Linked DNA regions of Mus musculus: regions 1, 3, 4 and 5 are each linked to region 2. Evidence: chromatin loops called from intact Hi-C (ENCODE). Cell type or tissue: heart. All regions are shown on one strand. Region 1 overlaps Nudcd3 (NudC domain containing 3). Region 2 overlaps Nudcd3 (NudC domain containing 3). Region 3 overlaps Camk2b (calcium/calmodulin-dependent protein kinase II, beta). Region 4 overlaps Ddx56 (DEAD box helicase 56). Region 5 overlaps Nudcd3 (NudC domain containing 3).

What was found. Peaks named below come from ENCODE experiments on the same cell type or tissue, not always from the same donor. Only the 100,000 strongest peaks of a DNase experiment are listed, where the experiment ranks them.
Region 1: a loop joins it to region 2, with 2.2 times the contacts of the local background. A loop is called at or near these places in 11 of 42 quality-filtered maps.
Region 3: it touches region 2 in a loop (6-fold over the local background); 40 of 42 quality-filtered maps call a loop at or near these places.
Region 4: a loop joins it to region 2, with 2.5 times the contacts of the local background. A loop is called at or near these places in 5 of 42 quality-filtered maps.
Region 5: a loop joins it to region 2, with 2.1 times the contacts of the local background. A loop is called at or near these places in 11 of 42 quality-filtered maps.

What each region holds. Positions count from the first base shown.
Region 1 is chr11:6,115,270-6,120,269 of GRCm38, reverse strand. The region is part of intron 4 of Nudcd3 (NudC domain containing 3); the gene reads left to right. Among named protein-coding and RNA genes, the nearest start is that of Gm46269, 29 kb to the right of the region's middle. In heart, no CTCF peak of the experiment used is centred here; no DNase peak of the experiment used is centred here.
Region 2 is chr11:6,185,378-6,190,377 of GRCm38, reverse strand. The region is part of intron 2 of Nudcd3 (NudC domain containing 3); the gene reads left to right. Among named protein-coding and RNA genes, the nearest start is that of Nudcd3, 13 kb to the left of the region's middle. In heart, no CTCF peak of the experiment used is centred here; a DNase peak (open chromatin) is centred at 2,367.
Region 3 is chr11:5,993,915-5,998,914 of GRCm38, reverse strand. Camk2b (calcium/calmodulin-dependent protein kinase II, beta) reads left to right here. Exons shown (of 21, transcript NM_007595.5): 5 at 967-1,032. Among named protein-coding and RNA genes, the nearest start is that of Ykt6, 41 kb to the right of the region's middle. In heart, a CTCF peak has its summit at 2,788 (motif pointing left); a DNase peak (open chromatin) is centred at 2,764; H3K27ac peaks cover 1,813 bases; H3K27me3 peaks cover 963 bases.
Region 4 is chr11:6,259,037-6,264,036 of GRCm38, reverse strand. Ddx56 (DEAD box helicase 56) reads left to right here. Exons shown (of 14, transcript NM_026538.3): 9 at 4-98; 10 at 1,301-1,374; 11 at 1,491-1,580; 12 at 2,316-2,421; 13 at 4,417-4,490; 14 at 4,779-5,000. The coding sequence ends at 4,856. Among named protein-coding and RNA genes, the nearest start is that of Ddx56, 6.2 kb to the left of the region's middle. In heart, no CTCF peak of the experiment used is centred here; a DNase peak (open chromatin) is centred at 2,416.
Region 5 is chr11:6,124,800-6,129,799 of GRCm38, reverse strand. Nudcd3 (NudC domain containing 3) reads left to right here. Exons shown (of 6, transcript NM_173748.5): 4 at 4,239-4,382. Among named protein-coding and RNA genes, the nearest start is that of Gm46269, 39 kb to the right of the region's middle. In heart, no CTCF peak of the experiment used is centred here; no DNase peak of the experiment used is centred here.

The DNA.
Region 1 (5,000 bases), 70 kb after region 2:
TAGTGCTGCGTCAGCAGCGACACCCCTTGTCTCCCAGGACTACTTAATGTTCCTTGCCAGTTTGTCTGGGCATCTCCAGTTTTCTTTTAAGGATGAAAGGGTCCGTTGTTGGCCTTCTCTGAGTTGCAAGCCACTTTTCCTGATGTGACAACATTTCCTGGCCTATGAAGATGTCCTTGCAGGTCACTTACTGATCATGTTCATTAATCCAGAATGGAAACTACAAATTAAATTATTTTAGCATTTTGGCAAGCGCCCCAAACCTTGGTTTTATACATACTGGAATGTGAGCCCTTATACCTGTAGTGTAATGCTATCTCCAGGCTGAGGCTTGGAGATCACGCAGAAGGCAGTGACCTAAGACTGCTTGTTCCAAATGAAAGCAGGACTATGCTGAACAGTGGATGGGCCCTCAGCACCTCCTCCTGTATAGTAGGAAGAAAGTGGCACATAGCTTTGTATCATTGTGTTGTCCCCACTCTGCAAGTATAGCTGTATTCTGCCTCCCTGGGTGAGATCCATGGCTGTATCCTGTCTGACCTATGCAGCGTCTTAGTTTTTGTTTTAATTTCTTAAGCTCAGAAAGGCAGTTGATGACATTGAAAATCAGGAGACTGCTTATATCGAGCTGGCTTGCAGCATACCCATAGGAGTCAGGCTGCCCACATCTCTCCACAGTGGGTGTCGAGCTGAGCAGGTGCCCCCGCCATGCTGTCATCTCACCCCATTATCTGCCCTTGTTCCAAGGTGCCTTCCTGGAAGGAACGTCCCACAACATTCCCGTTGGCCCAAACTCAATCCCACGGGCAGCTGCGAGGAGTAAAGCCATCCTCACTGGGCACAGTGCTTCCCTGAATAGAAATGAGGTTCCGTTACTAAGGAAGGAAAGGGATAGAAATGCTGGTGAGTCATCGGCACAGATCGGGGGATGCTGAGGTAAGTTTATTCACACCGAGGGTGAAGTTTTTCTGCGAGGACATTTTGGGAGCACTGTTCAGTCAGTGACAATCTGGGGTCCCTCTGGGAAATTATTGTGTTCTGGGACCAGGCAGGTAAAGGAGGACCTGGAAAATGAGAGTGCATCCAGGAAATGGTGAGGTCACAGTGACCTTGGAAAGGGCCACCTCATTTTGCCCCAACGGTTCAGAGTGACTTTCTAAGCCACTGAGAAAGGTGGTGGCCAGGAGGCAGCAAGCAGTTTCCTTGAACAGAAGGTGCTGTCTTTAGCAGTGCCCATGCCCTGTCAGTAAGGAGAGGTCAGTGGGAGATGGGACCTCACAGGGTCCTAAGAGCTTGATGCTTATGTGTTAATGTGACAGTGTGGGAAGGCCTGGAATGAGAGGGAATGTTCTTGCAAGATACCTGCAGGTGGGCCACATACACACCTGGGTTCCTCAGGAGACACTAGACAGGGTCCTTAGCGAAGTAGAGAGGACCAGGGAAGCAGGCCAGGCTGCTACTTGAGAAGACTTACTTAGTCTTAGAAAGTAAGTCAGGGTACAGGGCCAACACAGTGGTCCTTACTCTTAAATGATTCAGAAAAAAGCATTATTTATTATGTTTTATGCAAACACATACAGAGTAGGACAGTTGCTAAATGCCTGTGTGGCTCTCTGTACTTTCAGCAATGTGTAAATTTGAAGTTTTTTGCAAATAAGAAATGAGTAGTGTTACAAACATACAAGGAAACTCAGCATCACTAGGGAAATAAAGTCAAAATTACAGTGAGATGCCTTGTATACCTGTGAGAGTGGCTGCCAAGAAGCCCATAGTGCTCAATTTGGAGGAGCTGTGGGACCCTGAACGCCTCACTGCTACTATGAGTGCCAGGTGGTGGACATAGCCAGTGTGCCCACATTGCAGCCCTAATGACCTGCTCTGTGCTCCCAAGAGGAGGAAACGCACACATCTTTACAACAGCTTCCTACCCAACCACCAAACCCTAGGAACACCTACACGGCCATGGACAGATAGTGATCACCTACATCATGGGATAGTCTTGCCAAGCATCATAGCCCACAGGATCCAGAAAGGAAGCGTGTATACAAGCCCACAAGCTGTGGTGTTCAGGGGAAGACATCCTGGACCTGGACAAGCTGGATGGCAAGATGAGCAATGCAAAATGAAGTGGAGGGAAGGCCTGGGTGTGGGTGGGTTGTAGTGGAGGCTGGAGGAGACTAAATTGCAACAGGGTGAGTTTTACTGTGTGCAAACTACACCTCCTCAAGTCTGACTTGTTACAAAGTAACAAAATGTTAAAACAAAAACAGCTAATTTAAGCAAACCATGGGACTACTTTTGCCAGGGTGTGGTCTTTAGCCAGGAACCCTTGAAATCTCTTCCATGAGCATTTTTCCTCTGTTCTCACACAACTCAGATTCTGTCTTCAGTATCAAGAATACCCTACCCTACCCTCGGAGACCTGAGTGTATTCTAACCACTTTAAGTAGTTTATTTGGAAGATTAAGTGCCCAAAGTGTCTTACCTGAGTTCCCTAGGGGTATTACTCCAAGGAAGTCAGTGATGCTCAGAAGAACGTGTCAGCTAAGACTTCTGGGACATGAAGGTATTTAAAAAGTCAAGGCTAGGTCCTGGCTGTGAGGGTAAGGAGCCAGACAGCACAGCACATGAAATGCTTCAAGGAAGCTTTGTGGCAAACAAAGGAGGCCAGGCCAAGGTAGGGGAAGATACTCATGAGCCGTCACTAACACTGCAGCCTCACTTAACCCTTGACTGCCCACTCAGAATAGTCACAGAAGCTTTGGAAATGACAGAACCTTTGGTATGGTCTCCTGCCCCAGATTCAAGAGCATCCTGAACCTTAGGGCAGAGGTCACTGAGAAAAATACTGAACCATGTATACTTGTGTATAGCCAGGCAAAAGAATAACAAGCTACGGCACCCTCGAAAATGGCTATGACAAAAACAAAACAACAACAACAAAACTAAATATCCATGAGGGAGTAGAGGGCTGGATCCTTTCCTTGTGCAGTACCAGGATGTGGAAGGAGTCCAGCTCCAGTGGGAAACGATTTGGTGCTTTCTTGAGACCTAAAGTACCATGTGAGCCAGCAATTCCATTCCTAGGTAAATACCAAAGGAAGGGAAAACAGAAACCCTTGCACATAGCAGCATTATTCACATAGCCAAAAGGGGGAGAATGGATAACAGGCTGTGGTTAATTCATCCAGTGGAATGCTCCTCAGCATGGAGAGGAATGAAGTTCTGATATGTGCCACAACACTGATGACCTTCAAAAACCTTATAATAAGTGAAAGGAGCCAACACAGAGCAATGTAAGGTTTCACTTGTGTGAAATCCAATGAGACAAAAGCATCAGTAATTGTGCCGGAGGTGTCAGGGAAGATATTTAGGAGATTTTATTATGGTAAGATGAAGAGTAATTACATCTGGCTATAGGGCTTCTTTTTGGAGTGATGTTTCAGGATACATATGTGGTTAGTTGCATACCATCATGGGTGTACCAATTGCCATTGAACTGTTGACTTTTGAAAAAAAAAGTGTTATGTAATTTCACAATAAAAAATTGTTTTAAAAATAAGGTGGCTGACATCTTTTACCAGCATAAACGAGTGATGCATTTTGGTGTTACTTGGTGATATGATATGGCTGAACCCATGCTGTCTGTACAACAGCCCTCAACTGCTCCAGTTAGGTAGTTGACATGCATACCTGACTGAGGAATGTGTGTGTTTTAGTTATAGATACTTTAAAAGCTGGTTGTTGTGGTGGTGCATGCCTTTAATCCTAGTTCTCAGGGACAGGATAATCATGGAATTATGAATTCAATGCCAGCCTTAAGCAGGTCTCAAAAGGGGATGTGGGGTGGGGTGGGGACTGAAGGGCTTGGGAGATGGTGTAGTGGGCGAGAACACTTGCTTTGTAAGCATGATGACCACACTTGTGCTGTAGGGGTGGGTGGGTGGGTGGGTGGGTTGGTTGGTTGGTTGGTTGGTTGGTTTTAACAAACAATAGCCAAAACCAGGTGTGGTTGCTTATGTCTTAAATGTGGAGTGGGGCCAGATCCCAGGAGCTCACTGGCCAGCTAGGGTCACTTTATAGGGTGGTGAGCAATAGAGGAGAATACCCAATGTCCTCCTCTGTTCTCCTTATACACAGGGGTGCACACACTTGTACTTGTGCATGCACCACAGGCACATACAAAGAGCCTGGAGTGTAGTGCAGTAGTGTATTGCTTCTCTGGTATGCACAGTGCCCTTAGTTTGATCCTTACTGCTTCAGTAACTTTGAGATTTTTTTTTTTTTTTTGGAAGAATTTGAGCATGTTCCTGTAAATGGACGTTCTGTGAAAATAAATATAGATAAAATATTTCTAATGGTAAAAAGTGATTGGATTCATCATGAATTTTGCTAGATTTGCTAAGTACACAGGTGGACCTGGAAGAGGATGAACCCTACCCCATCTTCCCACTGTAGACCTGGAAGTGAATCTTTCCCTTACATCTGGCAGGTGGCTGTAATCCACTCTCTCCTGTGGGGCAGACCAGAGACTCGTCCTGTGTTCCATTTCTTATGTCTGTGGAGCTATGGGGTTGAGCATCTGTGTAGACTTAGTGGTAATTTTGAGTCTGGTCCTTGTGGTGTACAAAGGTCCACTAGGAATAGCTGATGTACAGACAGTGTTGGGTCTTCCCTGCTGTTGGTGGGCTTGGAGCTGAAGGAGAATCTACCTCCCACAGCCCTGACTTAGAGGATTTGTCTTTATCTTAAATAGTCATGATAATGTGTGTGTTACAGAGCCTTGTTTGGGGGAGGGGGTGTTCTAATAGTTAACTACTGTAGATCTCAGTAATGATAATTATTGATAAAGATAAAAGGCTCTCTTCTTTCCAGCAGCTTAGCAGTTATTCTGTAAGCACCTCAGAATGTCTTCTGAAATAGAGAAAGCCGATTTCCTACTTGAAGGTTCTTCACCCCTCAGTCTCGGTAAAGACAGGGCCAAATTCTCAGCATTAGGG
Region 2 (5,000 bases):
CAATAGTGTCTGGCCAACTCCTCATTTTTTATATTTACCTTTTTAAATAACACAATGAAGAATTTTGTTTTACTTTTTAAAAAATACATTTCTTTAAAAAAAAGGTGGAAATTTGTTTTTGATTTGAGTAATGGACTAGAATTGCTACCTTATTGTAGGGACTCTACTTTAAATTCTTAAACCAGTGAGCTGCATTCTGGCTTATTGTGCCAGTCAGAATGCTACCATAGCAGTAAGTATAGAGTGAAGATTTGCATGCGACTCCGAAACCAACATTTTTACCTGCTGTTCAGGTTAGACTTCTACTATCCAGTGCTTAGAAATGCAACATCTAACCTTTCAGTAGTTGAGCCACGAATCAATTACAAGTTGAAGCATTAGTCAGTCTATAGCTGCAGTTTCTGTGCATCTGAAAATGGAATGTCAAACGCTGTTCTTTTCTTTGTTCCACTTGGAGCTCTGGATCCCAGAGTTCTTCCACCAATTAGCTCTCCATGCTAGATGTGAAGATTTGTCATTTTGTCAGTTGAATAATTGAAGAATCTTATGGTGACTGTCTCTACTCAAGCACCTGTCCTTGTGAGGACTCTGCAGTCAGTTGCCCAGGACCTGAGGCTTGGAACACCGATTTCTCTTTTTCTTTTTTCCTCCTTTGGTTTTTTAAGTCTGATCTTATGGCCCAGGATGGCCTTGAACTCCTGACTCTTTCTATCTCAAGCTCTGCGATTACAGGTGTGTGCTACCATGCCTGTCTTTGATGCTGCTTTCTTCCTGCACCCCCGTGTTTGACTGCTGTTTCTAATGGCCTGTGTTAGAGAAGCATTGCTGACTCTACACAGCATTGACAGGTGTTCCTCTTCGGTGAAGTCCCTTGACATGCCTAACAAAATTTGGCATAAGTGCTGGGGGAAAGAAAGACAAGATGATAATGTATTTATACTTTGCGCATCCATTTTTTCCTACAAGTTGTTTATTAGTGTATATAGTATACTGTTTTTTGGAGTTTTTGTTGTTTCTGCCTTTGTTTGTTTTTTGATACAGGTTCTCACTGTGTAATCCTGGCTGGCTTGGAACTTGCTATGTAGACTAGGCTGGTCTGAAATACAAAGATCTGTCTGCCTTTGTCTCTCCTTGCTGGGATTAAAGGTATTAACTGTGTGCCTGGTTATTAAACTTCATATTTTTTGTCTGTGTTTAACACTTCATCATCACAGCCAAAATGCTGAGAAGCAATCATTTTGTGTCTTTGGAACAGAGCAATGAACTCTCCTTTGGAATAGTTATGACTTCTTTCAGATAGTCTTGTGTAATCCTCACAGCCATGGGAGAGACGTTTGTGTTGGCCAGGCTGCACTGTGCTTCTTCCTTCCTAGCCTCGGGCCCTGCGTTGTTACCAGTGCTTTGCCTTAAAATAAGCTTTATGGTAATATCTTTAAAACATTATATTTATTTTTGTGTGTATGTTCTTTCCTTACATCGTGTGGGTGCTGGGACTAAGCTTAGGCCACCAGGTTTAGTGACAAGTGCCCTACCAGCTGAGTCATTTTGTGGGCAGATTTTTTTAAGAATTATTTTAACATTTTTCTTATTTTGCTTTTGCTTTGGAGACAGGGTCTTGCTGTGTAGCCTAGGCTGTTTTTAACCTTGTGTGATCCTCCTGCCTCCACCCTCCCAATACTGGAATTGCAGGTGTGTACCATCATGGCTGGCTGCAGCATATATTTTACCTATGTGTAATGATGTAGAGTTCACCCAAAGCTACAGGGACAGTATTTTTGAGGTGACTGAGGGGTATAGTTGAAGGATATCTGCTGTCACCCTGTTGCTATCTCCCTTACTAATAGGCCCCAGTTGCTCTAAGTCTTGTTGTTTCAGCCTGCTGTCAGAAGTCTTCCAGTCTGAGCCTGGCATGGTGGTGGCACAGGAGAGGCTGTGGTGGAAAAATTGCTTGCAAGTTTAAGACCAGTCAGACTGGGCACCACAGTAAAAGTCCACTTAAGGAACGAGGAGAAGAAGAAACAAAGGGAACAGAGAAGTACCTGGGTGCTTGAAACACCCACTTAATTTCCACCTATTTAGGTACAAAAAAAACGTGCTGCTTATGCAAGACTGTAAAGCACATCTTACTTGTATAGGCTTGGGAGCTGTCCATAGTAGACACTTTGTCTTAGTGTCTGTGTTGTAGTTGGTCAGTGACCAATGTCTGTGAGCATGGCTAGTACTTGTGGAAAGAAGGAACATAACAGCTTTCACCGTCTCCTGCCAGTCATCAGCTCTTTTTACATCGTCTGCTTGGTATGTAAGACCTCTTGGCTTCATCCCAGCACTCACAGCCAAGCAAGCTATCAGAGCACCTGCAGTTCAGGCTCTCCACCTGCAGGTGGTGCTGAAGGCATTGGAAAAGTGGCTAGGTCTGGAAATGCAGATGAAAGGCTCTTGACAGCATGTGGCAGCTCTGTTTTTCTTATATAAATCATGAGTAGAGCCCTTTATAAAGGAAGGAAGGGGGAAAAAGTCGTAATAAGAATATCAATTATCACCCAGCCACGGTGTTTCGGGCTGGTTTGGACTCGAGAGGAAACCCTCATCTTCAAAAAGACAAAGACAAAAGAGAAAAACCATAACTGGGTAGACAAAACCAAGATGGCCCCCACCCCCAAACCCACAACAAAACAGTCAAAAGGAGTATCAGTTATCACCTAGATACTAGGTGCTAGGACCAAGTGCGTTTTTTATTCTTGGATGAGTGACCCCATGCTGTTGTGTTGATTTCCCCTGCCTGTGCTAGTAGTAGAGTGGGGCAGTGTGAGGGGAGGGCTTCATGGACTGCATGGCGTATGAGCTGCTTCGCTTACTTGAGTATGGCACTAAAGGAAGCCATCAGTATTAGTGTGTTTTCATAGTTTTGGCAGTGTGTCCTTTGTGCCTAGGTGTTACAGGGACCTAGGCATTTCCTGGGAAGAGAATTGCATCATTTGGAAGAGGTTCCTGACAGTATACCATGTCTTGTGCAGTGCTGGTGTATGCTACATAAGTGCTCCACTAGGCTCTGTTACCAGCGGTTTTTATTGTTGTAATCACCCCCCCCCCCCCACACTTCTCTTTTTTCCTTTTTCTTTTCCTTTGAAAACTGGGTCTGGCTTCAGACTGGCCTCAAGCTCACTGTTTAGCCGAGTATGGTTTGAACTCCTCCTGATCTTACTGCTTTTACCTCCTAGCGGTATAGCCATGTGCGCTGTGGCTGGTCGACCTCAGTCTTCTTTCTGATTTGTCATATTGATGAGCTTCTTGGCTCCTTGCTTATCAGTCTGTTAAGCCTCATTAGTGACTGCTCGGCCCTCGTGACCTGACCGTCTCCCAGGGAGCCCAGCTGCAGTTAAGCCTCACCTTGGAGGACGGCTTCAGCATAGGTGTTTCAGGAGAACGTTGACATTGATTCTGTAGCACTGATGCCTTGGTGGCGTTTGTGTCATTGATGCTTCTTAGGCAGGCTGTCAGACCAAGGCCTTTGTCAGAGGCAGTCTGAGTGCACTCACTACCTGGAAAATCTGGTCTTTTGGTTTAGTTTTATATAGTTCTCCATTTGGTGGTTTAGGCCTTTCTCAGGTGTCCATCATTGGTAGTTCCTTGGTCAAGTCATGGTGGCGTAGTCAGAAGTCACTCCATGTAGGTTGTCATGAGGATTGAAGACAGTGAATGCTGAAGACCCACCCACTTAGCATGGTTCCTGGTAGGGTGTCACTCAGTCAGTGGCTAGCTATTATTACTACTGTGTTTGTCCTAAAAAGAGAAACTTGCTTTTCTTTTGGGTAATGCTCATGCAATATTTGGAAAACAGATAAGTTGTAAAAGAGGAAAATCTTACTATCCTCACTAAATTTTGGGATATTTTCTGTAGTTATCCCTATGTATGTAAACATACCCATACACTTAAATATGTGTATTTGTAAACTTTCTTTTTTTTTTTTCTTTTTCTTTTCTCTTTTTCGAGACAGGGTGTCTCTGTATAGCCCTGGCTGTCCTGGAACTCACTTTGTAGACCAGACTGGCCTCCAACTCAGAAATCCTCCTGCCTCTGCCTCCCGAGTGCTGGGATTAAAGGCGTGCGCCACCACGCCTGGCTCATTTGTAAACTTTCTATTTTGCATTATATTATGCCTTTCTATTTTGTTGAACAGTATAAGGAGAATTTCCAGCATTCTTTTTTGCACTTTTGAGTTCTTCTGCACACTGATGGGTATAACAGGCCTGGAGTGACTCTTGTCCTTGGACAAGGGTGGGTGCTGCGTAGCATGTGCTAAGAGGTAGAAATCTAGAGAGTAAGTGGAACACTAGGAGGCGAGGGGCGTTCACGTGTCACCTTAGATTCTGCACTCTGTGGAGCTTTCCTGCTGTTTCATCTTGCAGACAAACTCACCTTGAAATTGCTGCTTTAAAAGGAAGCTCAGACACCAGCCATGAGGGCCTGATTAAATCACACTAGGAAGACTTGGCTTTCTAGCAGGCGCTTGATAAGTTACTCTTGAGCTAGGAACCTGTTGTCTAGCCTCACTGGCTTTTCTGGTACTAGGATTGCAGGTATAATGTTGTTGGTGTTGGTTTTGCTTTTCATTTTTTTAAAAATTTGGCAGCTTATTTGTTTTTTGTTTTGTTTTTAAATATCACAGTGAGACTTAGCAGGCTTTGTTTTTAGGAAACAGTAGCTTGTGGTTTTTTGATATTGAAGCTGTATCAGAAGGGTCTTGGGGTGGAGGTAAAAGTAACCTGAAAAAAAAAATGTGTTCAGACACATACACGCGCGCGCACGCACACACGCATGTGTGTTGCGAGTGCAAGATTGCTTTTTTTCATAAAGCGTTTGTTAGGTAGAATTTGAAGTAGAAGTCACAGTGGGCATAAGAGTGCAGGACTCCCGACAGCCTCACTGTCTGGCCTTCTCCCCTGTCTTCTGTTATTTTGAAACGATCTGCCTCATAATATTTCATCTTAGTGTTTTCAGC
Region 3 (5,000 bases), 190 kb after region 2:
TGACAATGGTGAAGGTAACAGTAGCATTGGTGGCAGTAGCAATGATGAGGTGTTAGTGATGATGGCAGCTATGGTGATGGTCATGGTGATATAATGAAGATGGCATGAGAACAGTGATGGAGGAAGTGGTGACGGTGATGGTGATGACTGTGGTGACCATGGTGACAGTGATGGTGATGACTGTGGTGGTCATGGTGACAGTGATGGTGGTGGCTATGGTGGCCATGGTGACAGTGATGGCGATGACTGTGGTGGTCATGATGATGGTGGTGACTGTGGTGGTCATGGTGGTGGTGATGGTGATGACTGTGGTAGTCATGGTGACAGTGATGGTGGTGGCTATGGTGGTCATGGTGACAGTGATGGCAATGACTGTGGTGGTCATGGTGGCAGTGGTGGTAATTAATGACTGTGGTGGTCATGGTGGCAGTGGTGGCAATGACTGTGGTGGTCATGATGGCAGTGGTGGTGATTACTGTGGTGGTCATGGTGGTGGTACTGGTGATGACTGTGGTGGCCATGGTGATGGTGGTGACTGTGGTGGCCATGGTGATGGTGATAAATGTGGTGGTGGTGATGGTGATGACTGTGGTGGTCATGGTGATGGTGATGGCAATGACTGTGGTGGCCATGGTGGTGATGATAGTAGTGGCTGTGGTGGTCATGGTGACAGTGATGACCATGACTGTGGTGGTCATGGTGGCAGTGATGGCGATGACTGTGGTGATCATGGTGATGGTGGTGACTGTGGTGGCCATGGTGGTGGTGATGGCAATGATTGTGATGGTCATGGTGATGGTGGTGACTGTGGTGGTCATGGTGATGGCTGTGGTGGTTATGGTGGCAGTGGTGGTGTGACAGTGTTCACAGTGGTGGCGGTGGTGATGATAGATAATGGTGGTGACAGTGATGGGGTATCAGGTGATGAGGATCTTCAGGATTGGTGACCATGTGCTTTCCTTGTAGGGTCACTGGTGGGGAGCTCTTTGAAGACATCGTGGCAAGAGAGTACTACAGTGAAGCTGATGCCAGGTGGGTGCAGAGCTTCATGCCATGCTTCCCTTTCCTAACCTTTGGCTCTTTCCTCATTAGTGCCACACCTGTCCCTTCTGTAACCCACGTTTGTCTTGTGTGTCACTGTCATTTCCATAGCCCCCTCAGAGGTCAGCTGAGTAAGAGGGTCAACACAGAAGTGTGGGCTGTGTAGGGAGCTGCCCGGCCTGCACATAGAGAGGCTGCCTTCTTGGAATGGTAAAGGGGAGGTGCCCTGGGCGCCATCCTGCTTTTCTCTTGGACATCCCATCCACAGTCCATTAGCTTCCCACTGATAAGCACGCAATGTGACGTGCTAAGAAAGACAGGCCAGGAACCAATCCCCATGCACAGTGACCTCCCGGAGCCACCGTGGGCCCGCCCAGCCCAAGCACACTGTACTGGTGCCTCTGCTAGAAAAGCCACCGCTGCTTCTCCTCGAAAAGCTCCTGAACGCGTGTCCACCTCGCTCCAGGGCAATGGGAAGAGGCCAGGGACACATGAAACCTTAGTTCAGGGCCAAGGGGCCATTTGTCCTCCCAGCCAGGATGCCAGTCAGAGGACTGAGCCCTGGGTCCATGTGCGGGTCTGGTGTGCGGGTGAGTGGAGGAACTAGGATTCCACCCAGGCCTAGACTCTTCATGGCTGTTTGGGTAGTCTCTCTCGAGGCCAGTCTTTGCCAGGGCAGTGGAGGACGATGGCCCAGAGAGGCCTGTGTATGGCACGGCTCTGGGGACCAGACTGAAGGGGGTCAGCTGAGGCAAGGATGGCTCTGTCTCTGGAAAGGCTCCTGGGGCCCATGTCAGGTGCTATCCTGACTGTGCCTTATCTCAGGGATGGCTGTGGATGGTCACTCCCTGAGTCACACTCTGCTTGTGGGCCCTGTCTACCACTGCTTGGCCGCAGAGATAGTTGTGCATTCAAAGGCAGGGGACAGAGGGATGCGGGGGTCCTTTCCAAGGAGTCATGTTATGGGTGGTTTTAATTTTTCTATCTTGTCTATTTTAAACGCATCTTTAATGAGTATGCATTATATCTCCAATTGAGAAAAATGAATATTTCTTACATGAGCAGTATGTAACATGATCCTGCACTAGCAGAAAGACTTGCTTTTCACTTTAGGCCTGAGTCCCTGTGGGGAGCCATGAACATCCTGGCTCATCGTGGCCTCTTAGGTCTTCCCCATGAAGCCAGGCAGCAGAGGTCAAGCCGTAGAGAAGGACAGGGTGGTACAAGCATGTGTCCCCAATTCTCAGTCTCAGGAAACTAAGGGCACTGAGTCATTTCAAAGACTCCCCTTGGAAAAACATTGGGTTTAGCAAAACATCTTAGAAAAGGTCTGTCCTGTTGACCAGAGGAAAATATATTTATTTTTCTTTATATTCTACTTAAAGAGACACAGAAAGAGAGAGGGAGCCCCTTTCCCTGACCTGCAATGATAGGTCACTAGGCTGGGAAGCCACACCCTTGCCAAGGAGTGTGTGTGTGTGTGTGTGTGTGTGTGTGTGGTGGGGAATCTGATAATCCTCTCGACTTACCAAAGCCTTCCAGCCTAGGCCCTCCTCTATTCCCATAACCCCATGTGGCGTGGGGTTCCCTGTAAGCTTTGTCCTCCAACCTAGGGGACTGCTTCTACCACTGGGGTCAGGGCTCACCTCAAGAACACAGGCCTGGTATCCATCCAGGGTCACGTACTGGCTCCAGCCTCAGTCTATCTCTGAAAGGTCCGCAGCGCCCTCTGGTGGCTCTAAGGTGCCTGGCCTATATCAAACCCTCCAGCCCCATTTCTGGACCTTCTTGCTACAGGAGATGGAGAAATAGGGTAGGCAATCCTGTCAAGACCTGTTGGGTCCAGGAGGGCTCAAGCCGGGGAGTGGCCGAGTCCCACGCTCTTAGCCTATTCGGGTCATAGGAACCTGTAGGCTGAGGGAGGAAAGTAGCTCTGTGTCCTTGCCAGGCACCCCCATGCCTTCCCAGAGGACAGGAGTCCCTGCTGCTTCCCAGGGAAAAGCTATGTAGAGAGTGTCTCAAGTGTTTAAGGTTTCCTGGACCTATCCTTGGCCAAGAAGACATGGGCTTTGGCTCTTTGGTATTTAGGGATCCAAGGGAGGTGCATGCTCAGTAGTCATACTGTGAGGAAAGGCGGGCAGCTTGAGTCCTGAGAAACACGGAGAGCACACACCAAATCTCCATGAAGAGGCTACACCCCACTTGTATGACAGCCCCTGGACCTAGGGGCTGGTACTCTGTGGTCCAGGCCTCTTTCTCAATGGGGCTGCTCCCTGCCCTGAGGAGGGAGAACACACAGCCGGGATTCAGATCCCTGCAGCCTGTTGGCTGGACCTTTCTGCTTCTGCTTCAGGCTTTGGTGCCTAATGAGGAGTCTGATTGGGTTGCCCCTGCGGGTTGTTACTGGACAGCCATTGACCCACCCCACGGTGGATCCCAACACTGACTATAGGAAAAATTTGAGCTCAAGTTGAGAGAAAGCACCAGAGAGATGGGCTGACACCATCTGGCCAGACAGTGAAAGCAGATCCCTAATGCCCAGAGCAGGAAGGCAGACCAGAGGGGCTTTTCTGAACCCATTTCTGTCTAAGGAAGCTGGAGATTCCTTTTAGAGAGACACAGGGCTTTTAGTTTGGAGTTTGTGGGGGAAACTTAGAGGTGGCTAAGTCCTTTTACAAACCAAAGAAAACAAAATTTGGAACACAGACGTATTCTTGCAATTCTCAGAAGCCAGGCATGGCAGTATGTACCGGTGGTCCTAGCCACAGTGATGCTGGCCAGGTCCCAAGCTGAGAATCATGTCAGGACCTAGCCAGTGTCCACAATGCTGCCTGACTGGGATTCAGGCCACAGAGTGACTCCCAAAGTAAGACACTAAGACAGTATTGATGCCCTGGTGATGGAGATAGCATGGGCCAGAGCAGCGTGAGGGAAAGTCCCTAAAGAGAGTTCCCTGAGCCACTATTCTCTGGCTGGGTAAGTGCCCTAGCCTGCCGCAGGTCCCTGTTGTCACTTTCCCTCCTACAGCTTGGTGCCATGCTCTCCCGGAGAGTCTTGTCTTGCCCACCAGCTTATTCTGTAGTACTAGTGACCTTCTCAGGGTGGCTGTGGCAGCCATGAGGAACTTCCACTTGTGTGAGGACCAGCCTGTGCCAGAAAGGGAAGCTCACCAGCCCAGCAGCATGGGCTGGAGCCTCTGGGCACCAAAAGAGGCTTCCTGGTAGGCCCAGCAGCACCAGGAAGGATGCCTGAGGAGCAGGAGGGCAGGAAAGTGTGTACTGCTAGGCACATGCTGACAGTGTTATCATGGAGGGTAAGACCTCAGGGCCTTGCCTAGAGCCTTCGCTGGACTTGAAATGGGCTCTCTGAAAACTGCGCCTGAGGAAGGTGCCAGCTCTGTCCCTCAGCATTCTCTCAGTGCATGGAGCAGGCTGGACCCATGTGGTGGCATAGGCAGATGGCACTTCCCAGTGACCATGGCTGCACATAAATCAATCCTTTGGAAGAATGTCCCAGATAGAAGGGAGATCAGCCAACTGGGGGCTATGCAGACCACAGACGCGGCTGGAGACCGACAGTCTGTGGCTCTAATTTTTTCTAAATAGGGCCACAGGACCCTCTCCATTCATATAGTCTGAGAGGCCCATTGGCCATTGGCCAACTCAATAGAGGCCCTTTGCACCCGGCAGGGCTGGGGAAAAGATTTTGAACTTACAGCTGTGCCCCATTGGTTCCGGTGTTTGTGGGTTTGGCCTATGGGAAGCCTGAGCTCTGCTCACTTGGGGGAGACATTCTGTGCCCAGTCCTACAGGCCTTGCCATGAACACAGTTGTCCCCTAACCTGCATGGGACTGGGCATCACCCTGAGTGACAAGTGCTGGATTCTCTTGGGGACAAAGATAAGGTATGGTGCCAGGCAGAATAGAATGTCATGAGAAATGGCAGTTTCTTATGGTGAC
Region 4 (5,000 bases), 74 kb before region 2:
CAGGACAGCTCGAGCCAACAACCCAGGCATAGTTCTGACCTTTGTGTTGCCCGCGGAACAGCCTTTCTTGGGAAAGATTGAGGACCTTCTGAGTGGAGGTAAGAGCCCGTGGTATGACTGCGAGTCTAGGAGCCGGGCTTCTCCCAGCTCACCTGGCGAGCAACTCCAGTGTCTAGTATGGTACTGCACATCTTTCATTGCAGAGCACAGGGGTGAGACAGGATGGCTGACTGACAGTTTGAGGCTAGGCTGGGATACATAGTAAGAACTTTTTTTTTTTTTTTCTATTTTTAAATCAAAGAATGGGGCTTGAGAGGTTGATCTGTGGCTGAACACTTGCTGCTCTTTCCTGTTTTTAAGATGTATGTATGTATGTATGTATGTATGTGAGTACACTGAAGCTGTCTTCAGACACACCAGAAGAGGGCACTGGATCCCATTACAGATGGTTGTGAGCCACCATGTGGGTACTGGGAATTGAACTCAGGACCTCTGGAAGAGCAGTCTTAACCTCTGAGCTGTCTCTCCAGCCCCACTTGCTGCTCTTTTAGAGGACCCAGGTTTAGTTCCTAGCACCTGTTTGACAGTTCACAGACATCTGTAACTCTAGCACCCTCTTGGCATCTGCAGGCACCAGGCATGTAGGCAGTATACATATGTGCATACAGGCAAAACACAAAAAAAGTAAAATAAATAAATCTTTTTCTAAATCCAAGACAAATGAGAGGAGGAAGCCTTATATATAGCAGGCTCCCAGCACTGGAGCCTGAGGTGGGAAGAGAGTTCTAGGTCAGCCCAGGCTACATAGCTAGTTGGAGGCCACCCTGGGTTATATAATGAGGCTCTGTGTAAAATGCTGAGAAACCTGGAGTGATAGCAGACTTCTACCACTGTCCATTATCATCTTTCCCCGATGACAGACACTATGTCCTTTCATATAGTGACTAAAGTAATACTCTGCCATGTTCACTGACTGCTTCATAGTCAGGAGTTAATTAAATACTCTGCTCTGTCTGGACTCAGTTGCTTTGAGTGGGTGACGTGTGCCCTGTTGCAGGCAGCAGCCATCATCATGAGGAGTCTTGTGGGTGGTGGGTTGTGAGCCTGAGGCTGATGACAGGCACACCGGGCTGAAGCACACACCCCTAACCTAAGTGTTTTGGGAGCTGCTTTTAGACTCAAAGACAGTGATGCTGAGTCTCATGGTACAGCCTCATTTCAGAGAAGAGGAGCAGGAGGCTACCAGGGGAAGGCCTTACATGGGCCCTGCCCTCAACCTTCACAACTGCCTTCTCCCCAGAGGGCGAGGCCCCCATCCTGCTTCCATACCAGTTCCAGATGGAGGAGATTGAAAGCTTTCGTTATCGCTGCAGGGTAAGCTTGACAAAGGTGGGGAGGAGGGATGTTGTGGAGTGAGCTGTGACCCAGGGATTATACCCCATCGATGAACACGCGGGTCTAAGGCCGTCTCACCCCTGGTCTACCCACAGGATGCCATGCGCTCAGTGACCAAGCAGGCCATTCGAGAGGCGAGACTGAAGGAGATCAAGGAGGAGCTTCTGCACTCAGAGAAGCTCAAGGTGAGGGCTTGGAGCTCAAGGTGAGAGCGGACAGCTGAATGGTTTGCTGGCCTTTGGCAGGGAGAGGTAGGAAACCAGTTGAAAGACAGCTGTCCTGCTGGGAGGGTGGTAGACACACTTCACAGTGTGCACTCGGTTAATTATAAATGAGCATACATAGTGTATGTGTGAACAACATTATTGGGAATACTATTAGAATCATTACAACATTATTTGGAAGCCCTGTAAGGTCCATACTAGGGTTCTTAGAATGTACAAGCCATACCTAGCTGTTACAAAGACATGGAAGAGTGTGGAGAGGCTGTTGGTGTTGATGAAGAACAGTCTGTAAGAAGATAACTAAGCTTAAGTGATTCAGAGTGCCTATGTTTGTGTCTTAGAGAAGTAAACAGACATGTCCTTGTACAGGGTATATCCTTGTACCCATTTTGGAGACTCTAGTCTAGCATCAGTGCGTGAATAAAGGCTCTAGCTGCCCCACATTGTGAAACTCTGGTGTGTGAGAAGGGACCTCCAGAGTAGACAGATTTCCTGGAGGTAGCATTGTCTGGATATGCTACAGCATGCAGTGCCTTGCTTGGCCAGCAGAGGGCAACTGTGCAAGCCATGAGAAGCTTGTCCTGGTTCGTCCTAGGCAGTTGCTGTCAAGGAGGATGAAGAACAAAGTGGTAGGCAAACTTCACTTCACTGTGACGCTTTTTGTGCATTTTAAATCTTGTGCTCTCTGTCCGTTAGACATACTTTGAAGACAACCCCAGAGACCTTCAGCTACTTCGCCATGATCTGCCCTTGCACCCGGCAGTGGTGAAGCCTCATTTGGGCCATGTCCCTGACTATTTGGGTGAGTGTGGCTGAGGGTCAGAAGTCTGGAGGACAGAGCCTCGCTCTTGGCCATCTTCCACCAGCTCCTGTGCTTGGTGCTGGGACAGCTTGTGTGTGAGGGCACTAGAGACCAGGCAGTTCAGAGTACGTGAGCACGAGCAACCATGCTCCATGTACCAGCTCGTGCAGCTGTGTTCCACCCGTCTATCTCATCATAACTGGGTTGCATTGTGGAGATGAGGAAACTGGTTGTGCAGAGTTGGTGGCATATTCCAGGGTTTGGTTGAGTAGGAAAATGAGCCAGTGACTGGCTTCCCGTGTTCTCAGGATGCTGAGCACATTTGAGGGAGAGTCCTGACTCAGGACCTTGTGCTGGGGAATACTCTAGATTGGCAGGCACCAAGCTGAAACCACTGTGGTTTGAGGGTAGGGGCAGATGAGGGGGGCACACGGTGCTGAGGGAGGGAAGGTATCTGTTCAAGCTAGCTGGTCCTTCACAACTCAGGAAGGCTCTGGGCTTTCCCTTTGGATGTGTAGTGTGGGGTATTTTTGGCAGTGAGTATCCCTGCCTTCCATGCTTACAATAAACAAAGAAGAGTTGATAAGACGGTGGCCGGCCAGTTAGCGTAGGCTCTCCATCATTCCTGATCCTACCTGCCTGTAATGGAGTCAGTTTGCTAATGTGATGTTGCTGCTTTGGAAGTGACAGAAGGGCTGGGCAGTTGTGGTACACGCCTTTAATGCTAACACCCAGGAGGCAGAGACGGGCAGATCTTTGTGAGTTTGAGGCCAGCCTGGTCTACAGATGGAGTTCTACAGCCACAAGGGCTATGTAGAAAAACCCTGTCTCAAAAAACCAAAACAAAACAAAACAGGTGACAGGAAGGTATGGGAGAGACATACCAGGGCCGACAAGGTTTGAGTGTGAAAGGGCCCAGGAAAGATGACACCAGACCTAGGGCTGCAGGCAGGCTTCTAAGGGATAGTGAGCTGGAGATGACCCCACCCTTGGTCTGTGTCAGAAATGCTAGGAGGCTCCCTTTGGCCTAAAGCACCTACTAAGAGCAAAGTCACTCACTAAGAGTGAGCCAGGAAGTTTGCAAGATCCGGGAAGGTCTGACATGTTAGATGTGGCCTATCCTGTTGAGGTGCCTGCTCTGAGGCTAGGCCCAAGATCTTGTGAAGTTGGGGTGGAATACAGAGGGAACGGGAGGAGCAGTAATAGGGACTAGAGAATTTGCAGTTCAGGAGCAGCACAAAGAGAACCCACCCTCTGACTTCTCTCTTTTTAAATGCCTCACCCTTGTAGGCGTTTCTTCCCTCCCTCCCTCCCTTTCTCTGTGCCGTGTACACACTCTGCTATGAATATGCCATAGCTTCTCTTGTTATGTGTGCTTTGCATTAAATGTAATCACTACAGACATGATTTAGACAGTGGGAGCCTATGGAACTAACTTTAATCTTCTGTTTGCGCACATATAACAAGTAATTGAGTATTGGATACTCTTCCCTTCAGCCCCCTCCCCCGGCCCCACTTTATGGGTTTTTGTTGTTGCTTTGTTTTTTAAGATTATTTATTATATGTAATACACTGTAGCTGTCTTGAGACACACCAGAAGAGGGCACCAGATCCCATTACAGATGGTTGTGAGCCACCATGTGGTTGCTGGGATTTGAATTCGGGATCTTCAGAAGAGCAGTCATTGCTCTTAACCACTGTGCCACTTTATGTTTTTTTGAGACAGGGTTTCTCTGTTTAGCCCTGGCAGTTCTGGAACTCACTCTATTGACCAGGCTGGCCTTGAACTCAAACCCTCCTGCCTCTGCCTCCTGATTACTGGGATTAAATGTGTGCACCACCACTGCTAGACTGAATTGGAGTCTGTGCTGTAAGTGTACAGAGTAATGCTGAGAAGGGAGTGGCCAGCACTGAAAGCCAGGTCTCACGCTATAGAGAGAACTGTGTAGCTGAAGTAGGGGTGAGGCCATCCCTGAGGCCCAGCATCTCTTCCAGTTCCTGCTGCTCTTCGTGGCCTTGTACATCCTCGAAAGAAACGGAGAAAGGTGCCCTTCTCTAGGAAGGCTAAGGTACGTCTCCCACGATGCCTGGCACAGAAGCAGTGCTCCTTCCCACCATGCCCTGCATCTTCAGCAGCTGAGGGAGGGATGGGACTCCCAGGAATGGGGGTGGGTTTGTGGTATTCGCACAGCTGCCTGAAGGCCCTGTGTCTGCCCACAGTAGCCTCCCTCACGTCTGCAGCAGCTAGCAGTTTCTGGCTTGTGGCACAGGGATTTGGTCAGGTGTCAGCACTGCTCATGTCTGTTGGGACCATCTGACTGATTCATCAAACTAACTTTCGACTTCTGCTCTTGTAGAAGGTGAAGGCCCAGAACCCACTGCGTGACTTTAAGCACAGGGGAAAGAAACCTAAGCCCGCAGCAAAGCCTTCTTGAGGTTGCCTGAGCCTGAGGACACTGAATTGGGCATCCTGGCCTGGATGGAGTGGGCTTTCTGCTCTGTTTGTGGGCACATTCTGGTGCTCAGTGTGTGGACAGACTGTACTTTGAGGAAGCAGCTTTGGACACCCCATCTCCTTG
Region 5 (5,000 bases), 61 kb after region 2:
CCCGCTTGCTCAGTCCCTGCTCGTTCCACCCCAGAGATTTATTATATATAAGTTCACTGTAGCTGACTTAAGACGCACCAGAAGAGGACGTCAGATGTCATTACAAGTGGTTGTGAGCCACCATGTCGTTGCTGGGACTTGAACTCAGGACCTTTGGAAGAGCAGTCAGTGCTCTTACCCACTGAGCCATCTTGCCAGCCCATGATTTTAGTTCTTTTTAAAATTTCTTGGTTCTATAATTTTTTATATCTGCTTAGATTTCTGCAAAGTTATAAAATGGAACTATTTAAATACATTTTCTCCTGATTAAGTCTATCATCTTTTGTTTTGCTTTTTAGCTTTTTCCTTCATGTTGCATTTTTCTTTTTTTTTTTAGATTTATTTATTTATTATACATAAGTACACTGTAGCTGTCTTCAGACACTCTAGAAGAGGGAGTCAGATCTCATTACAGATGGTTATGAGCCACCATGTGGTTGCTGGGATTTGAACTCAGGACCTTCAGAAATGCAGTTGTGTGCTCTTAACTGCTGAGTCATCTCACCAATTGCATTTTTCATAACATAGAACTCTCATTTCCCTACAAGATTTATTTTTCCTGTTGATGCTTAGTATCTTCCCACATGGTCTTGAGTGTGGGACTTTATGAATGGTTTTCCTTGTTGCATTTCAAAGGTCTATCATTTCACCATGTGTCAACTGAGTGAATTGACAGGTTTGCCTTGGTGGTTTCTGTGTTTGAGGAGTTAGTATTTACCTAGAGTGTGGCCATCACACCAGCTCCTCAGAATGATGGTCAGTCTCTGAAGCAGGCTGCTTCTGCAGATCCAGCTGTTCCCTGGGCTGGCTCTAAGCTGTTCTCACACATGCTCTGTTTCTATGCCTGCCTTCTCCTAGCCAGAGCCTCTAACTGCCAGCACACGATGACTCCAGGCCTATGGCATCTATGCCATGTGTCATTCTTTCTGTCTGTCTTCACAGATGTACTGGACACGCCATCCATTCTTCCCTTCACCATGTCTTTCTGTCCTTGGTGCCTCCTTTGGGGATTTATTTCATTACACTGGTTAGTTCCTGTTAGAATCATGCCCAAATTTGAAAATGAGCATGTTGTATAAAACTATTGTGAGTTAGTTAAGGTGAGTTTGTACTTGGGAAGTACCAAGACTGTATTAGGTCTTGTTTGCAAGTAGAAATTCATGGTTAGATTAATTTGGCCAATATTTGTCATGATTATCAGGAATGAGCCATGCCACATTTGCTTATGTCTCTGGCTGTTAGAAGGTGGACAGTGAGCCTAAACTATAATCAGCAAGACCATCCAGGTTAACAGTAAATATAGAGAGGGGGTGACAGTGCCACAAGTCCCATGAGAAGTCCCAAGACAGTGTCTCTGAAGTCCCATGAGAAGATGCCTCCCCGAGTCTGTACTTGAACCTGGTGGTGTAGCTGTGGCAAGTACCATGTAACAGCTGGTCTTCCTAGGGCCATGTTTCCTTTGGGGCAGTCCTTCTAATACCTCCTCCCCCAAGCATGCATCATCATCATTTATGGTTAGCCCCCTCACCCCTTTTTAATAAAAGAAATCTTCCAAACTCTTCTCCCCTCATTTTTATTACTTTTTATATTTTACTTGCATGTATGCTTGTATCATATGCATGCCTGGTACCCAAGGAGGCTAGAAGGGGAGGTTCGATCCCCTGGGTGAGACTGGAGTTACAGATGGTTATAAACTGCCATATGGGGGCAGATGCTGAAAATCTAATCTGGGCCTTAATCACTGAATCATCTTTGGGGGGGGGGGCTCAGTTTTTTGTTGATGAATATTTAAAATGCATTTAGGGGCTGGGGAGATAGCTCATTGGTAAAATGCTTACCATGCAAATATGAGGGCCCAAGTTCAATCCTTAGAACCCTCATAAAAAGGCCAAAAACCCAGGTATGATGGCAAGTGCTAGCAATGCCTGAGTTAGAGAAACAGAGACAGGCAGATTCCTGGGGCTTGCTGGCTGGCCAGCCAGCCTAGCCCAGTTATCAAGTTCCCGGCCAGCAAGAGACACTGGCTCAAAAACAAGGTCTATGGGTGCCTGAAAAATGATATTCAAAATTGTCTCTGGCTTTCACATGCAGGCACACACATTCACACAGTTATACACTTACCATTTTACACACATATACACAAAACTACTCAGGTTTTACTATTAGAAATCATTAGCAAATAGTACTTGACTCACAGAAAATTAAAAGCACCCCCTCCCACATCTAAAATGAAGCACTTAATTAGCATCTACCAGGTAGTCTCTGAATTTTAACTTCATACACCTATTAGAAAAAGAATTTGAATTGTCCCCAAAGTCTGATTAGTATGTGCATTATACAAATACAGGTTGACACCTATAGTGCAAAGTTTTCAGATTAAGGAAGTGCAGCTAGTTAACATCTGAGCAAATACGCCAAAAAAGAATGAATGCAGCTTAGACAGATCACTTGATGTTTAAGGACGCTTACTACTCTTGTAGAGCACCTGGGTTCATTCCCCTGCATCCGCATCAGGTGGCTCACAGCCACCTGTGACACCGCGTATAGGGGCTCCAGTGCCTTCTGGCATTCACAGGCATCTATGTGCATATAGTACACGCACATGCATTGATACACTTGAAATAGTAAGTCTTTGGGGGCAGGGGCAAGGGTTTCCAGACAGGGTTTCTCTGTGTAGCCTTGACTGTCTTGGAACTCAGCTCTGTAGACGAGGCTGGCCTTGAAGTCGGAAATCTACCTGCCTCTGCCTCCCAAGTGCTGGGATTAAAGGCATGAGCCACTGCCTTGCTAATAAGTCTTTTTAAAATAAGAGAAGTGAAACAAATACAAATTATATTTTCTTTTCTAATTATTGAGCTTACGGTTAGGGTTAGGGTTGTTAGGGTCAGGGTTGTTAGAGTTAACCTTTTCCCAGCACTTCCCAGTCCATTGTGGAGACATACATTCAGGGCAGGAAGAGGTATACCCATGATAGCAAAGTAGACACATAGTCCCTGCCTGCCCAGAGCAGGCCCTGAGGGGAAAAGGGTGGCTGAGGCTTGATTTTATGAAGAACCAAGTAAAAGGCCAAGCACTATGGCACATGCCTTTAATCTCACTACTCAGGCAGCAGAGCCAGGAGGATCTTAGTGAGTTCAAGGCAAGCCTAATCTATGCAGTGAGTTCTAGACCAGTTAGGGATACATAGTAAGACCCTGTCAAACAGACAAAACAGACAAAAACTGAAGGAACTGGTTTTACATCCTGGACAAAGAGCAAGCTATGGTCACACTCTCTGTAGCAACGTAGGGAAGAGGAGGCCAAGCACATTTGTCTTTCGCCAGAAAGTTTGGATGGGCAGCTGAGCTTTTCTAGGCACAGTGGTCCCGGGCCTTAAGGGGCCAGAGAGAGGGCTCTTGTCACTGGTTGTCTGTGTGCCCATTGGAGAGGAGGATGGAGAGGAGATCCTTCTGGAAAGGAAGCAACATTGAGGATTTCCTCCAAAATTTTGAGCTGAGAAAATCTAGGTAGTCACAGGGGAGATGGAAGGAAGCACCCAACTCCTGTATCTTCTGCTCGTCCCCAGCGAGAGCCAGTCTCTGCCACTACAGAGGGAAAGGATTTGGGTAGAAAGTCAAGTGTGCTGGAAGCTCCCTTAGAAAATGCACCAACATTTTCTGCTGCAGTCGCTTAAGGGAGTTGATAGATTTAGGTGGTGTACTGGCTGGTTTTGTGTGTCAACTTGACACAGCTGGGGTTATCACAGAGAAAGGAGCTTCAGTTGGGGAAGTGCCTCCATGAGATCCAGCTGTAAGGCATTTTCTCAATTAGTGATCAAGGGGGAAATGCCCCTTGTGGGTGGTGCCATCCCTGGGCTGGTAGTCTTGGGTTCTATAAGAGAGCAGGCTGAGCAAGCCAGGGGAAGCAAGCCAGTAAGAAACATCCCTCCATGGCCTCTGCATCAGTTCCTGCTCCCTGACCTGCTTGAGTTCCAGTCCTGACTTCCTTGGTGATGAACAGCAGCATGGAAGTGTAAGCCGAATAAACCCTTTCCTCCCCAACTGCTTCTTGGTCATGATGTTTGTGCAGGAATAGAAACCCTGACTAAGACAGGTTGCTTGGAATGTGGACTAGGTTGGAATGGAGATGCTTGGTGAGCCCAAGTGTGCACAGCTGCCACCTTCACAAGCAAGATGATTTTTCTTCTGGTGTGTTCTCAGGTCTCTGTGGCCCTTAGCAGTGGCACCATCCGAGTGGCCATGGTGGAAGAGAATGGAGAGCGTGTCCTCATGGAGGGGAAGCTCACTCACAAGATCAACACCGAGAGCTCCCTCTGGAGCCTTGAGCCCGGCAGGTGTGTTTTGGTAAGTGAGGTCACCTGTGTGCAGAGCTCCCATCAAGGTTTTGCGCCTGCTATGATGACCTGTGTCCAGGTCTTTCCGATAATCAGCGAGGTCTTTAACTATAGCAATTAGAGCAGACTTAATTAATCTCTTGAGTATTTAGCACCCCACTCCTGCTTGCACTCTATCTCCATGAGCTTTTCCGTTTGTATCCTCCACCCCTCAGTGTCCTCATCATTCCCAAGAGCCCACTTTTCTATGGATAAAGGCAAAACCGAGAACATTACAATGAAAATGGTGAATTTTCCTAGGTCCCAGTCTGCGTTTATTAAGTTCACCAAGTAGATCTCACCTAGCATCTGGCAAGGCATGGGTTAAATAAAATTTGCGGCTATGACAGTGAGGTATGAATCCAAATGAATAAAATCAAATGAATATCAGTCAGTAGGACACCCCCCCACCTCCCCCACCCACCCCCACACACACACAATGGGGCTGTATGTTTGACTAGATTTGTCTGTGGCTCAACTCTGCTGTGATAGCAGCCCTGCTAGTGAGGGCTGACTGCATGCTGGCACTGGAGAGGAAAATTGAAGCACACATATCTTGGACTAACTTGTTTCCTCTTTCTTCCTGCAG